Regions from separate parts of the Homo sapiens genome. Here all the other regions are linked to region 2. The links are chromatin contacts, found by Hi-C or POLR2A ChIA-PET in ENCODE. All regions are on one chromosome and are shown on one strand. The core of a region is the stretch at or near the end of the contact, and the rest is flanking DNA. Distances in the headings are between cores, read along the strand shown.

Region 1 (2,700 bases), core at 15-2,514, 1.1 Mb after region 2:
ACAGGTGGGGGAAAGCTTTAAATTGGAGGAAAAAGAGTTCACAACAAGGAAAAGAGAGAAGGCATGAATGACTCTTAAGACAGAGGGAATAGCACCTGCAAAAGCATGGAGGCATGAACTAGCAGGCTGACTTTTAGGACTCAACCTAAAGTAGTCTGGAATAAATGAACTTCATGATAAGTGTGGAGAAGAATGAGATGGTGAGAATGGAAACATTACCAGAAGTCAGGTCACAGAGATTTGAGGGCAAGAAGTAGGTATGGCTTCAGAAGGGAAAGGGAGGAGCTGAGGATAACTCCCAGATTTCTGACATAGCCCATGGGTGGATTCAGTGAGACCGCTGGGGAGGCGCGGCACAGCTGGGGAAAATCACGAGTCCAGTTTGGATAATCTGCGAGGTAAACGGGATCCAGAAGGCAACTGGACTCTCAGGCCTGGGCCTCCCTGTCCCTGGAATAGCACACTCTCTTCCCACTTGAACATCCATCCTACACGGCCCAGTCAGGGTCTTCTTCCTTCCTCCAGGAGACCTTCCTGATTGCCCTAGCCTTCCTCCTATACGCCACATCCAACTGCCTGAGTCCCTCATAACAGGCTTTCGGTCTGATTTTGCTGTGGGAATTGATTTGCCCGGCCAAGCCAAGAACCCTTCCCTAGGCAGCAGAAGCCCAGTCACTCAGTCACTGGTGGGTGGGACGCGGGGTGAATCTGCGTAGGGTGGGGCGGGGCATTTTTAGCTCAACACTGGGTCAGAAGTCACGGCCAGACAAGAAACGGGTGAGAAACGGGGGAGGAAGGGTGACGTCACAATTGGTAGGAAATACCTTGGGACTTGACGCTTTCGAAACCAAAGGGAGAGCAAAAGCAGCCGGGAGCGCGCGGGCCGACCTGGTTCTCCTCCCTTCCCACGGCTGCCTTAGTACAGAATCTTATAAGTCCTCCTCCTTCAGAGGCTACAAATGGTGTTCCGAGGCCAGGGGAGTTTAAAGCTCGATTTCACCCGCGCAGCCTCCAATCCGGTAAAGAGGGGCCGCGGAGCCCGACCAAGTCTTCCTATGCCTTACTCTGCTGCTTTACCTGATCTATTTTTGTGGATGCCGGCGCCAGCTACGGGCGCCCGGAGAAAGCACGAGGCCGGGTGGACTCTGGTAACGCAAGCGGCAAGGAGGCCGCCATGTTCCACTCTGCAGCCGCTAGGGATCGTGGGAGTCACCCCTAACCGCGCCCGGGCCTGGGTGGGCGAAACGCATGCGCTCTAGAAGTTGCTGAGTCGCTTGGCGGTGTTTCTGCGCAGGCGCCGTAGCCCATAGCAACCGCCGTAACCTGTAGCAACCGGAAGATGTCGCTTCCGGCTGGTTTGGGGCTAAGAAAGGGGTTATAGTCATTTCGAGATCATAGAACGATGTGACAGATAGGAAACTGAGGCTGGGTTGGAGGCAGGCCCTAGGGACCGTTGCGTTGGACCTCGCTCCTGTGGCGCGGTGGATGGAGTTTGTGGCTTGTGGCTCCTATTTCCCAAAGCAGGAAATTGAGACAGAGGGAAGGCACAGGTTCGTCCTGAGGCTGCAGCCCAGGTGATGGTTCCCCGGGTAAAAAATCAATATGATGCCCTTTGTTTATAAGGAGAAGGCAGGGACATGAAAGTAATTTCTAATAAAAGAATATGCATTTCACTTTGTAAAAGCTGAGGCTGGCTTACACCCGATCACGCTTGTACCCAACTTAGGAATCAGCTTAGGTTTACTAGAAGACAATATTCAGCTGAATTTTGCCAACAGTTTATATCTGACATCTTGAGTCAAAGGCTAAATATATTTATATAAAAGCGCGGAGTCACTGTGACAGCTACACATGTACACAGACGTGAGCATGCTGTTCGGGTGACTCACCCGTGGGGAGCAGGGTGGGCAGCGATTTTCCAGAATGGTGAGCAAAGTGTAACTCCCCACAACCAACCTGATATATGCATTTCCAGACAGTCTAGTGTGTACTAAAACTAGGGAAAAATTCATTGTGATTGTATGTACAACCAATTATAACGGATTTTTGGCTTACTTGAAAGTTTGGCAGGATATCTGAAAGTTGTGCGGGACAGGACCATTTGTTATGGTGACTGTAATGGACTGTCCCATCCATTACAGGAGTTTCATATCCCTGCCCCCCCCACCCCCGACAGGGATATGACTGTCCCCTCAGTCTCGTGACACCCAAAAATGCCCACATAAATTTCCAATCTGTTCCTTGGAAAACCACTGATTTATTCAGTCAAATAATTTTTGCTAGCATATGTGTGCTGGGCAGTGCCGTGGCGGGGAAGGATCGTGTGTGAACGGGACAGAGCTCCTGCCCTTATGAGTGAGGTCCAGTGTAAGAAAATACCCAGATATTAATCACATAATTTGATAAATAGCTTGGCAACAGGGGCAGTACAGGTCAGGGGTGGAATACATGGGAAGACCCAGCCAGGCAGCCTGGGTATCATGCAGTCTGGAAAAGCCAAGCAGAGAAGTAGCATCTGAACTGAGCCTCGAAGGAGCATCACACCAAGGAGGATGATGTGCACAGCAGAGGGACCAGCACGTCTGGCACACAGTGGACACTCAAATGTTTTGAATGATTGAACGAAACACAGCATGTTCGCTGGCAGGGAACCATTCCCCATTATATTGTGAGCTGCTACAAGGCAGGGGATACAGTATG
Region 2 (2,700 bases), core at 101-2,600:
GCTGATGAATTTGATTATTCGATGGCAGAGAAAGAGAAGAATGAAATATGCTTCAAATTTGTCATTTTCTTTTTTTTCTTTTTTAATCCAAGAAACTTCGGGGATGGGGAACACTGGTGAAGTGGTTTTAGAAACAGTGAATAGAATCAAGAATTCAGTTTTCAACATGTTAAATTTGGTATACCTATTAGACATTCACATCACGCTGGCAGCTGGATATAAAGGGCCAAGAGTTAAATGAAGAGACCAAGGTTAGAGGAACAAACTTGAAAGCCTTGGGTGTATATGCTGTATTTAAAAGTCATAGGAAGGGCCCAGTGTGATGGTTCACGCCTGTAATTCCAGCACTTTGGGAGGCCAAAGTGGGTGGATCAGGAGTTCGAGACCAGGAGTTGAGGTCAGGAGTTCGAGACCAGCCTGGCCAACATGGCAAAACCCCGTCTCTACTAAAAATACAAAAATTAGCCGAGTGTGGTGGCACAGGCCTGTATTCCCAGCTACTCGGGAGGCTGAGGCAGGAGAATCGCTTGAACCGGGGAGGCAGAGGTTGCAGTGAGCCGAGATTGTGCCACTGCACTCCAGCCTTGGTGACAGACTGAGACTCTGTCTCAAAAGAAAAAAAAAAGTCATAGAAAAAAAATAAATGTCATACGACTGGATGCGATTATCAGCAAATATGGGTAGAGCCCTTATTTTGTGCTAAAGTGTTCTAGGCACTACAGCAATGAGTAATACACAAAGAGAAAAATTCACACCCTTATGGATCTTACATTCTAATGGGGAGGGGATAATAAAATAACTAACAAAAATATACAGCGTGTTAGATAGCAAGAGGGAAATACAGGAGAGATGAGGATGAGGTGGGTGGGAAGGTTACAGGATGGCTAGGGAAATCCTCACTGGGAAAATGTTATTTAAGCTTAAACCTTGAAAGAGGTGAGGGCAGCAGCCTTCTGGTATACCTTGGGGACTACCATTCCAGGCAGAGGCGAAAGCAAATGCAGAGGGGCTGAAAAAGGAGCACGTCCAGCCAGTGGAGGGAAAAGCAAGAATAGTGACTGTAGAGGAGAGAGCCGGGGAGGGTGATGGGAAATGAGGACCGAGAGGTTAATGGGAAAGGCGGGGTGAAGAGAAATGAGTGTGACACAGAGCAGCTCTCAGTACGGATTTAAGCTAGGAAGGTGTCCAAACAGGAACTTAAGGCTCTCCTTACGTCAAAGCCGGATGTTAACGCCCAGTCCCCAGGCCCCGCCTCTGCTCGGCAGAAGCTCCGCTCCGGGGCCGGAACTCCAGGGCTAGTGAGCTGGACCGGAAGTAGGTTTCTACCCGACCGCATTTTACGTGGTGCTGCATTTCCGGTAGCGGCGGCGGGAAATCGGCTGTGGGAGAGAGGCTAGGCCTCTGAGGAGGCGAATCCGGCGGGTATCAGAGCCATCAGAACCGCCACCATGGTAAGGAGGGCACAGGCTGGCGGCGCGGGAGCTTCCGAGTCTGTTGTGGAGTGGGAACCGCGACTGATCGGGGAGGAAGCCGTGGGTTGGAGCCACTTAGGGCGGTGAAGGCCTGGGCCGAGGCCGCTCGGTCTGGGCGGGAAAGACCAGGACCTTGGCGGTTCGGCTAGGCATGGGGTCGAGGAAAAGGTTGGAACCGGTGTCGGAGGCCGAGGTCGCTCGGCAGGGGCGAGGGTAGAACCGCGGCTCTCGACACCGCTGTAGCCATAATTCCTGGGACCCAGTAGGCACTAAGTTAACTTTTGCCGAATAAATATATGTCCCGGGCTTCGGAGCAGGCACTGGAGCCGCAGGGGGACCCGGTAAAAGGCTCAGACTTGCGGAAGTTTGTGAGTCTGAGAAAGAGTTGGCGGAAGTGGGTGGAAGGGGCTCGTGGACCACGCTAGAGTCTCGCTAGGTCTGCTGGATGGAGAGGAGGGCGGAGGAGGGTGATGGCGAATGGAGGAAGAGCTCCACTCAGTTGCTCATCACGTTTCCGTGTTTGCCTGTGCCTGACTTCTCAGGCGCTGGGGCTACTCTCTGAAATATGTTTGCTTCCTTCACAGAGGTAGCTGGGGACACATAATATAATTCAGTGTGGTCATTCGGTAAAAGTAACGGCAGCGGGGCGGGGTAAGAATGTTTTCTCAAATAGATGGTTCCTGAGCAGATTCCTAAAAGATTAGCAAGAATGTTCCCGGCGAAAATGGGGGGAATATTACAGACCCGGAGAACTGAAGGAACAAAGGCTGAAGGGTAACAAGATTTAAAAAGTTACTGGATTTTTCTGCGTTTGTTGACTGAGAAAAAGTTGCTGGAGGAGAAAGGAAGAAAGAAGGGAAGACGGGAAGAATTGGCAGGAGGCTAGTTACTAAAGGCCTTGCATGTTAATTTTACCTCAGTGGTGGTGAGGCATGTCATTGAAGGATTTAATTTAATTTATTTTTATTTTTTTGAGACGGAGTTTTGCTTTTGTTGCCCAGGCTGGAGTGCGGTGGATCGATCAGGGTTCACTGCAAACTCCACCTCCCGGGTTCAAGCGATTCTCCTGCCTCAGCCTCCCAAGTAGCTGGGATTGTAGGTACCCGCCACCACACTTGGCTAATTTTTTGTATTTTTAGTAGAGACGGGGTTTCACCATGTTGGCCAGACTGGTCTCGAACTCCTGACCTCAGTTAATCCACCCACCTTGGCCTCCCAAAGTGCTGGG
Region 3 (2,700 bases), core at 1-2,500, 1.4 Mb before region 2:
CAATGAAAGCAAGATAGAGCGCCTGGCAGCATTCCCCAGGGGCCAGACATGGTGGCGAGACTCCAGTTAAGTGTGCAGCACAGAACACATCAGAAAGCATTCTGGGAGAGGAGGGCTCTGCAGTCACCCATCTCAGACCAGCCCTGAGCCTGAAAACACCACTTTTGACCAGAGTTCCTTATTTTTTTCAGTTAGTGAACATGCCAGCAAACAACTGAGGGAGACAAGAGAAATTATGTGGTAGACAAGACTGAAAACAATTTTATGACATGAAATGATTTTAATTATATTTCAATCTCATTGTTCATGATCTAATGATGTTCCTTTTAGGTAGTTTCTTCCTCAACGTATAGCAGATGCCCTAATTTTTCATACTAAAGGAGCAATAAAATGCTACCCTTTTAGTGGTTCTGATTGTCGTCCATACATCTGAACTAGACAACCACCTCTAGATGGCCAACTCCTATCACTAGCGTACCTTTAATCTTCATTTGACTCAAGAAAATTCAAGTTCCATTAGAGATGGAAATTATTTCACCACTTGCTACTGGCATTATTTTTAACAATCAAATTACCATAAATTGTATATAAGCTAAAAAATGCATACTGTGAGAAAATCCTGCTCAAATTTGTACGCTCCACCTCCAGTGGCACAAAAGACAGTGTGGAGACTCGAGAAGTTTTTATCTCTGCCCATTTGAATAAAAGCAGGCATGTCATGAGTGGGAAAGCGTATAAAGTGCAGATTGCCTTTGCGTCCACACAGAGTCAGGTCCTTCAGCTCGAGGTGCACGTCCCGAATGCCTGTAGACCCATAAGCCACATTGGAGGTCAGGTACTTCCGAATGCTTTTAAGACTTTCCACTTCTTCCTCTTCTTCTTCAGCAGTGATGTCTTTGGGTTCAAAATATACCAGCTTGACCAGAGTTCCACCGATATCCAGTCCAAACCATGGAAAAACTAAATGGGGAAGAAAAATAAGTCAGAACAGCTTTTTTCTGAAAATTAAATTTACCCTTACCACAGTAGCAACTTATTTCAAACGCTAGGGTTTCCAAAGAACATAATTCTAGGCAAAAGGGTTTTGGGGCAAAGAAATGTGATTCTGTCTTGATTTAGATGCATAACTTAAAAAAAAAATACTACGGCAAAGACGAAAAAGAAAAATATCAAAGTATTGAGCCAACCCAACCATTCTGTCAGACAAGCGCAAACCGCACTATGAAGTGTTTTAAAAATAACAAGATGACTACTCGTAAGCCTCAACTGTGAAAAACAAAGATTCAGAATGAAAATCTCTCTTTCCTATCGGCTTAAAAAAAAACATTGAGACTTCAGAGTTCTGGTTTAGCAGCAAACTAGAAACAGGAAATTCCCAAACCTATGTAACATATAACCTCCAATGGTCAATTTATCTTTCAAAATCTGATATTCCAAAAATAAAAGGTTTCAATAGACATTAACACCGGTTCCCAAAATGTCCTTTAGGCCAAGCGCAGTGGCTCACACCTGTAATTTCAACACTTTGGGAGGCCAAGGTGGGTGGATCACCTGAGGTCAGAAGTTTGAGACCAGCCTGACCAATATGGTAAAACCCCATCTCTACTAAAACAAAAATTAGCCAGGCATGGTGACGTGCACCTGTAGTACCAGCTACTCAGGAAATCTAAACCAGAACTGCTTCAACCTGGGAGGTGGAGACTGCAGTGAGCTGAGATCACACCACTGCACTCCAGCCTGGGCGACAGAGTGAGGCTCTGTCTCAAAAAAAAAAAAAAAAAAAAAAGGCAGGGCTGGGCACGGTGGCTCACGCCTGTAATCCCAACACTTGGGGAGGCTAAGGCAGGTGAATCACAAGGTCAAGAGACCAAGATCATCCTGGCCAACATGGTGAAACTATCTCTACTAAAAATACAGAAATCAGCTGGCTGTGGTGGCGTGCGCTTGTAGTCCCAGCTACTCCGGAGGCTGAGGCAGGAGAATCGCTTGAACCCATGAGGCAGAAGCTGCAGTGAGCCAAGATCGCACCACTGCACTCTAGCCTGGCGACAGAGTGACACTCCGTCTCAAAGAAAAAAAAGGCCTGAAGAGATTGGATCAAAGTGGACTGCACAGACATATGGAAGGTCCCAATTTAATGAGGGCTCAAAGTAATGATTTTTCAAATTTACAATGGTGCAATAAGCATTCAGTAGAAACTCTACTTCAAGTATTTATTGTTTTTTTTATTTTTAGTACAGTATTCAATAAATTACAAGATATTCGACATTTTATTGTAAAATAATTATCTTTTATATTATTCATTATTAAATCATCTAGCTTTATGCTAGAAGATTTTGCCCAACTGTAGGCTAATATAAGGGTTCTAAGCACATTTAAGGTAGGTTTGGCTAAGCTATGATGTTCAATAGGCTGGGTATATTAAATGCATTTTGACTTACAGTATTTTCTTTTTCTCTTTTTTGAGGTAAGGTCTCACTGTCACCCAGGCTAGAATGCAACGCCACAATCTCAGCTCACTGCAACCTCTGCCTCCTGGGCTCAAGTAATCCTCCTATCTCAGCCTCCTGAGCAGCTGGGACTAAAGGTGCATGCCACCACACCCACCTAATTTTTGTATTTTTTGTAGAAACAGGGTTTCCCCATGTTGCCAGGCTGGTCTTGAACTCCTGGGCTCAAGCAGTCCACCCAGGTCAGCCT
Region 4 (2,700 bases), core at 93-2,592, 1.6 Mb after region 2:
TCCCTAAATTTTGCACTGGCTCAATTGCCTCAGCCCCTGCCTTGCATCACAGTGGGAGAAGATGATACATTTGCTAATAAGTAAAAAAACCAAAACATGCAAGAACCAGAGCAGGGCTTATGAAGTCAATAAATAATATTTGTTGAAAGAATAAAAGAAAGCCTTGTTTTCTTTCTGAGTCCTCGGAGATCCTGTCCCCCAAAGCCAGGGGCAGGCTCCAGAGGAGAGAGGATATGTAACTCCCTTATGAAGAGATTGAAGACTCTCAAAATGCATGATTCTGTGTGTCAAGGATTCTAAGATTGAAGCCAGAGGGACTAGGAGCTAACCACTGCATTGTCTGACTGTGACTTCGAAAAGGGGCTTAACTTCTTAGAACCTCCGTTTCCCCACCTACAAAAGGAGACTGACAATAGCAACCTAGGGGGCAGGGGGTGTCCCCAGGAGACACAGCAGGGTCTGGCCTAGGTCAGCTGCTCCACCTGGGGGGATTCCGGCCCCACTCCCAATTCCAAAGTCTCTGGTGACTAGTGGCTTTGGTTTAGGGACTGGCTCTATTCCCTTCCCCAAACTGGGGATGATTCCCAAGAGGCCAGCAGCGGCTCTGGGGGCTGGAGAATCTGCTGCCCCTGCATCCAGCCCAGAAATGTCAGTCCCGTCCGATCCCCAAAGAGTGGTCCTCTGTCCCCGTAGACAGAAAGGCGCCAAATGAGCCGAGTCCAACCCCGGACTGCGGAGAAGGAAAGACAGACGCCCAAAGGGGGTATCCCGAGGACAGTGTGGGGCGCGGGGATATGTGATCCAGCCAGGGGTCTACAGGTCCCTGCCGATAAAACGCTGGGAAAATGACTACCAGTTGCCCGTCTGGGCCTCTCAAGGCAAGTCCAGATGTGACTAGACTAGGGGGCTGCGAGGTGGGGCAGAAAGACTTGAACTGGATTCTCCGCCAGAGCTCGCCGGGCCGGGACACTTGCCTCTCTGAGCCTCAGAGTCCTCATCTGTGAAATGACACGCAGGTACGACGCGGGGAGAAAGCAGACAGCAGACGCTCGGGGAACGGGGCCCCCAGACCCGGGGTCGCACCCGGACCCACCCGCGCCCTCACCTGGAGCCCGCGCTAGGCGTGTCCCGGCTCCTCTCGCGCAGGCTTTGGAGAGGCTGACAGCTCGGACCCGGGCCGGTAGTGGCCGCTCCCAACGACGCCCAGGAGGCCCCAGCCCCGCGTGGGCACCTTTGGGGTCCCCTTTGGAGCTGCCCTCCGCGGTCGAGCTGAGCGGGTGGCCCTCACTGTCGAAGGCCCCCACCGCAGGGAAAGTCCCTGGGGCGCCGTGGAAGGGGAAGTGAGCACGCCGCCCCCCTTCACACCAGAATGGTTCGCCCCGGACTTCCTGATTGGTTCCTCGCTTCCGTTCGAACGGCGCGCCGCCAGGGTTGCCAGGCGACCGCTTAGCTTCCCCCGCCCGAAGGAGAGGCGCTGCTCAGCAGCTCCGCCCGCTCCTCCCAGCCGGCCCCACCTTCTTCCTGCCGCCGCTTCAGCCCCGGCGCCTGGTTCTTTCCCTTCCTCCTCCTCCCTCCCGCGGCCAGCTGGGACTTCCTCTAGGACCCCAGCTGGAAGAGCTCCAGTTAGAGGGCCCTGGCTGGTTCCTAGTCCTGACTTTGACGCTAACTCCCTATGTGACCCGGTGCAAGCCCCTTCCTTTCTCTGTTCTCCTAACTGCATGATGATGAGTGAGTTAATTTTAAAATGTGCATACCCAGCAGTCCCGAAATTTACAAAGGAAATGACCAAAGATATGAGCAAAGATTAATATTGCTCAGCCTTATTCATCATAGCAAAATAATGGAAACAACTTCAATGCCTCTTGAAAGGGATTGGTTATATAATTCCATCCTGTGGAGGAGCTAACTTAATTGAGCTTTTTGCATGCCGGGTAGCTTTACAGAACAAGTCTTGTCAAGGCTTATGACATAACCCTCTAAAAGTACTTTTAATTATTAACACTTTATTTATTTCTTTATCTTTTTCTTTTCTTTTTTTTTTTTTTTTTTTGAGATGGAGTCTCACTCTGTCGCCCAGGCTGGAGTGCAGTGGCAGGATCTCAGCTCACAGCAGCCTCAATCTCCTGGGGTCAAGCAATCTTCCCACCTCAGCCTCCCAAGTAGCTGGGACTACAGGTGTGCACCACCACACCCGGTATTTTCTGTATTTTTTGTAGGGATGGGGTTTTGCCATGTTGCCCAGACTGATCTTAAACTCCTGAGCTCTAGCAATTCTACCAACTCAGCCTCCCAAAGTACTAGGATTACAGGCATGAGCCACGCCACCTAGCCTAATTTTTCCCACTTTCTGATGAGGAATATTATGCAGCCATTAAAAGTGAAGTAGCTACCAGGAGCAGTGGCTCACACCTGTAATCCCAGCACTTTGGGAGGCTGAGGCGACCAGATCACCTGAAGTCAGGAGTTCAAGACCAGCCTGGCCAACGTGGTGAAACCTCGTCTCTACTAAAAATACAAAAATTAGCCAGGCGTGGTGCCACATGCCTGTAATCCCAGCTACTCAGGAGGCTGAGGCAGGAGAATAGATTGAACCTGGGATGTGGGGGATGCAGTAAGCTGAGATCATGCCACTGCACCCCAACCTGGGCAAGAGATCATCTCAAAAAGATAAAAATAAAAGTGAAGTAGCTAGAAGATATT
Region 5 (2,700 bases), core at 77-2,576, 1.4 Mb before region 2:
CTATTCAATAAAAATCTCACATCTTGCCATTTTCCCTCCCTCTCACAATCTGCATTTAAACAAGTCAATTTCCTGAAATAGGAATCTGGCAACACCCACCAAAAAGTCCAACCATATGTAAAATGGCATCACACTGTAAAGCTCATATTACAGTATCAGGACAATTGATACTTTCAACAGCAGCAATGGCTGCCAGGCAGCGGTCCTGAATTGAAGACTTGTAAAGGGGAGAAAATACACAACACAGAAAAAGAAACCTAATAAAATGGGGAAACGGATTCTCTGGGAGGAGCGTATGCAACTCCCAAGGCAAAATTCAGAAAGATGTTGTTTCCCCTCAAAACAAAGAGCCTTAATGCCCAGAATGCCACAGTTCTGAATCGTGAGTACCTGCAAATAGACAGAAGGAAAACGGAGGGGATATGTGGGTGAGAGATGACCTGGATTCTCACGAGAAGAAGGGCAGCCACCTTAGAGGTGCACGGAATACAGTTTCAGGCCTGGTGCAACTCAAGGGGCAGTTCACCATTTTCCAGTAAGCCCGAAATTGACGAATAAAAGGGACTTAAAGTATTAGAGAGCAGCTCTTTGGAAACCCACGGAAAACAAACATTGGGGATTCAAAGGATTTGGGAGGAAAGGAGGTGGAAATGAGTCAAAAGAAGCCTTCTCGAGGATAAAATCATGTGACCCTCAGGAAGAGAATGCCCAAGGAGCTAAGAAAAGGGAGGACAGGTCCTGGGGAAAAGCCCTCCACTCCAACAAGCGGGAAGTGCATACCAATGGGTGCGGGGGGGCCCCCGAAGGTACCGCTTTCGGAGCACCCGAGGCCTCCAGCCGGATGTCAGGCCACGCACCAACGAGGGACCACCGTGCGGGGACAGTGTCCGCGCGCGGGAAAAACGGCGGCGGGGCCGGAAGGGGACAGGGTGGGCCGGAAGGGGGGGCAGGGCGGGCCGGGAGGGCGCCCCACGGAACACTTACGCGGCCGCTTTTTCCTCAGGCTTTCGACGCGCTGGCGGGAGACCGAGGTGGGGCCGCTGTAAGAGCCCAGTCGATCCCGCCTCGTGCCCTCAGCCGAGGCCCCGACCGCGGGCACCGACGCGCTGCTCGCCCGGCGCCGCAGTGGCTCCTGCCGCCGCCCTTCGGGGTCCCCGGCCGCCTGCTCCCCAGCCGACGAGACGGAGGTGGCGGAAGCCCTGCCGTGGCGCTCCATGGGCGCGCCGAGCCGGCCCCCTCCCATCCGCAGCAGCAGTCGCTGCCGCCCGAGCAAGCCCCCCAGCGTCGGATTCCTTCTCGCCTCCTCCGCGGCAGTCCAGCCAGAGCAGAGGCGCGCCCTCGGCCGGCCGCCTCTTCCGTTGCGCCAACGCGCAGGAAGCCAATCCGACGAGGCTGGGGACGGCCCAAAGGCCTCGCGTCCAGTCGGCTCCCTAACTCGAGGAGGATTGACCGTGCCTCCGTCCAATGAGAGGCTATCGTGACGGGGCGGGGAGAGGGTGGTGGAGGAGGGGATCCGGGTTCCGCGGAGGAAGAGAAGGCGGTGTAGCCCAGAAGAGAGTGATGGCGGCGCCGCCCAATGGACGCGTGGGTGGAAGGGCCCGAGCCTCCTCATCCACCCCCTCCTTCCGCCCCCCACTTGTGCATGCCTCTGCCCCCCCGGGCCGCGGAACTCTCCTGGGGCGACCCCGAGTCCCACCCCGCTGCTCCGTGCCGTCCTCGCAGCTCGAGCCCTCCTCCAGCCCAGCAGTGCTCCCGCAGCGTCTGGCCGCTGGTCGTCGGCAGACGAAAGGGCTTGAACCGCGGCTGACCTTAGCCTTTGTCCCTCGGCCTAGTTCCGCAGCTGCCGTCGAGGCCGCCAGCCCCTCCCCCAGCATGTTTGGGCTAAGCCGCCTCCTTTCCGCCTGCGTTGGAGAGAGAGGTACCAGAAGGAATGAAAGGACTGGGGCTTGTCTCCATGGCAACTGAAAGAAAGAGGTGGGTTATAAATCCTTCGCCACCCTCCTGTGGCGAAGGAGGGGAAGTGGGAGCCGGGAAGTAGAGTTGGCCTTTTGCAGGAGAGTCTGGAGCCCCTTTCTGGGTGATGCATTGGGGGCCATAGAAGGATTTGGCTGCCGCTTTGGAGCATGGATTTTTTTTTTAATCATCTTCCTTTCTCTTTTGGAGAGAAAAATTGGTCACCTCCAGGACTGAGACCCTGACCCTTCCAAGCATCCCCACTACCAAAGGCTGCCCAAGCCCGGAAGGATCCCATCCCGTTCTGTACTCTGAGGTCACTTCCTCACTCCGTCAAATTTCACTGGACTGTGGGCTAATTAAAAGTGCCTCCGTATTAGCGGGGCGTGGTGGCCCATGCCTATAATCCCAGCTACTTGGGAAGCTGAGGCAGGAAAATTGCTTGAACCCGGGTGGCGGAGGCTGCAGTGACCCAACATTGTGCAACAAGAGCGAAACTCCGTCTCAAAAAAAATAAAAAATAAAAAAGAGTGCCTCCCTGGGGAGACTGTAATGCCCACTGGGCAGTGATCCTAATGCCCCTTGGGCAGTGATCCTTATTCCCCTCTCCCATAATGATTGGTTGTAGCAGGCTGAACAAAAAGGTTGAGCTTCGCTTGTGCTTGCTGAATAGAATTCTCACGCCCACTCCACGTTAGCTCCCCTCACTGTAGGACTAGCTCTGAAAATTCTAGCTCCTGTAGGAAG

Evidence for each region. Hi-C counts contacts between places; a loop is a spot of excess contacts on that map. ChIA-PET counts read pairs that join two places held with the same protein, here RNA polymerase II (POLR2A). Pooled maps may share reads with other maps.
Region 1: a loop to region 2 is called in a pooled map, with 19 times the contacts of the local background. The contact joins the promoter of SDCBP2-AS1 here to the promoter of SNRPB in region 2. A Hi-C loop is called at or near these places in 1 of 168 maps with a recorded cell type or tissue (CD14-positive monocyte), 2 of 37 single-sample maps with no recorded cell type and 14 of 50 pooled maps. POLR2A ChIA-PET finds 5 or more read pairs at or near these places in 1 of 52 experiments (Panc1).
Region 3: a pooled map shows a loop between it and region 2 (6-fold over the local background). The contact joins the enhancer-like site here to the promoter of SNRPB in region 2. A Hi-C loop is called at or near these places in 1 of 50 pooled maps. POLR2A ChIA-PET finds 5 or more read pairs at or near these places in 2 of 52 experiments (WTC11 and activated CD4-positive, alpha-beta T cell).
Region 4: a map of naive thymus-derived CD4-positive, alpha-beta T cell shows a loop between it and region 2 (7-fold over the local background). The contact joins the promoter of FAM110A here to the promoter of SNRPB in region 2. A Hi-C loop is called at or near these places in 1 of 168 maps with a recorded cell type or tissue (naive thymus-derived CD4-positive, alpha-beta T cell) and 12 of 50 pooled maps. POLR2A ChIA-PET finds 5 or more read pairs at or near these places in 1 of 52 experiments (GM10248).
Region 5: a loop to region 2 is called in a pooled map, with 15 times the contacts of the local background. The contact joins the promoter of PANK2 here to the promoter of SNRPB in region 2. A Hi-C loop is called at or near these places in 7 of 50 pooled maps. POLR2A ChIA-PET finds 5 or more read pairs at or near these places in 3 of 52 experiments (A549, activated T-cell and naive thymus-derived CD4-positive, alpha-beta T cell).

Annotation. Positions count from the first base shown.
Region 1 is chr20:1,323,907-1,326,606 of GRCh38, reverse strand. It overlaps SDCBP2-AS1 (SDCBP2 antisense RNA 1), which reads right to left and starts at 1,264. Exons shown (of 3, transcript NR_040049.1): 1 at 1,078-1,264. All of the region lies in intron 1 of SDCBP2 (syndecan binding protein 2), which reads left to right. All of the region lies in intron 2 of FKBP1A-SDCBP2 (FKBP1A-SDCBP2 readthrough (NMD candidate)), which reads left to right. It overlaps LOC124904856 (a long non-coding RNA gene), which reads right to left. Exons shown (of 2, transcript XR_007067487.1): 2 at 2,238-2,700. RefSeq lists enhancers at 688-982, 973-1,202.
Region 2 is chr20:2,469,439-2,472,138 of GRCh38, reverse strand. It overlaps SNRPB (small nuclear ribonucleoprotein polypeptides B and B1), which reads left to right and starts at 1,350. Exons shown (of 7, transcript NM_003091.4): 1 at 1,350-1,451. The coding sequence starts at 1,449. RefSeq lists enhancers at 1,341-1,390, 1,401-1,450, 1,611-1,730.
Region 3 is chr20:3,906,186-3,908,885 of GRCh38, reverse strand. It overlaps PANK2 (pantothenate kinase 2), which reads right to left. Exons shown (of 7, transcript NM_001386393.1): 2 at 608-960. Among named protein-coding and RNA genes, the nearest start is that of MIR103A2, 10 kb to the left of the region's middle. RefSeq lists an enhancer at 2,069-2,148. Within about 2 kb of position 1,250, at least 9 of the 41 ENCODE cell types and tissues checked have a DNase peak (open chromatin) inside an H3K27ac peak, as active enhancers do.
Region 4 is chr20:832,357-835,056 of GRCh38, reverse strand. FAM110A (family with sequence similarity 110 member A) reads right to left here and starts at 1,342. Exons shown (of 2, transcript NM_001042353.3): 1 at 1,106-1,342. RefSeq lists a silencer at 942-1,091.
Region 5 is chr20:3,888,013-3,890,712 of GRCh38, reverse strand. It overlaps PANK2 (pantothenate kinase 2), which reads right to left and starts at 1,326. Exons shown (of 7, transcript NM_001386393.1): 1 at 985-1,326. The coding sequence starts at 1,282. PANK2-AS1 (PANK2 antisense RNA 1) reads left to right here and starts at 1,540. Exons shown (of 2, transcript XR_001754478.3): 1 at 1,540-1,974; 2 at 2,164-2,700. RefSeq lists silencers at 942-1,441, 1,632-1,691 and an enhancer at 1,700-2,251.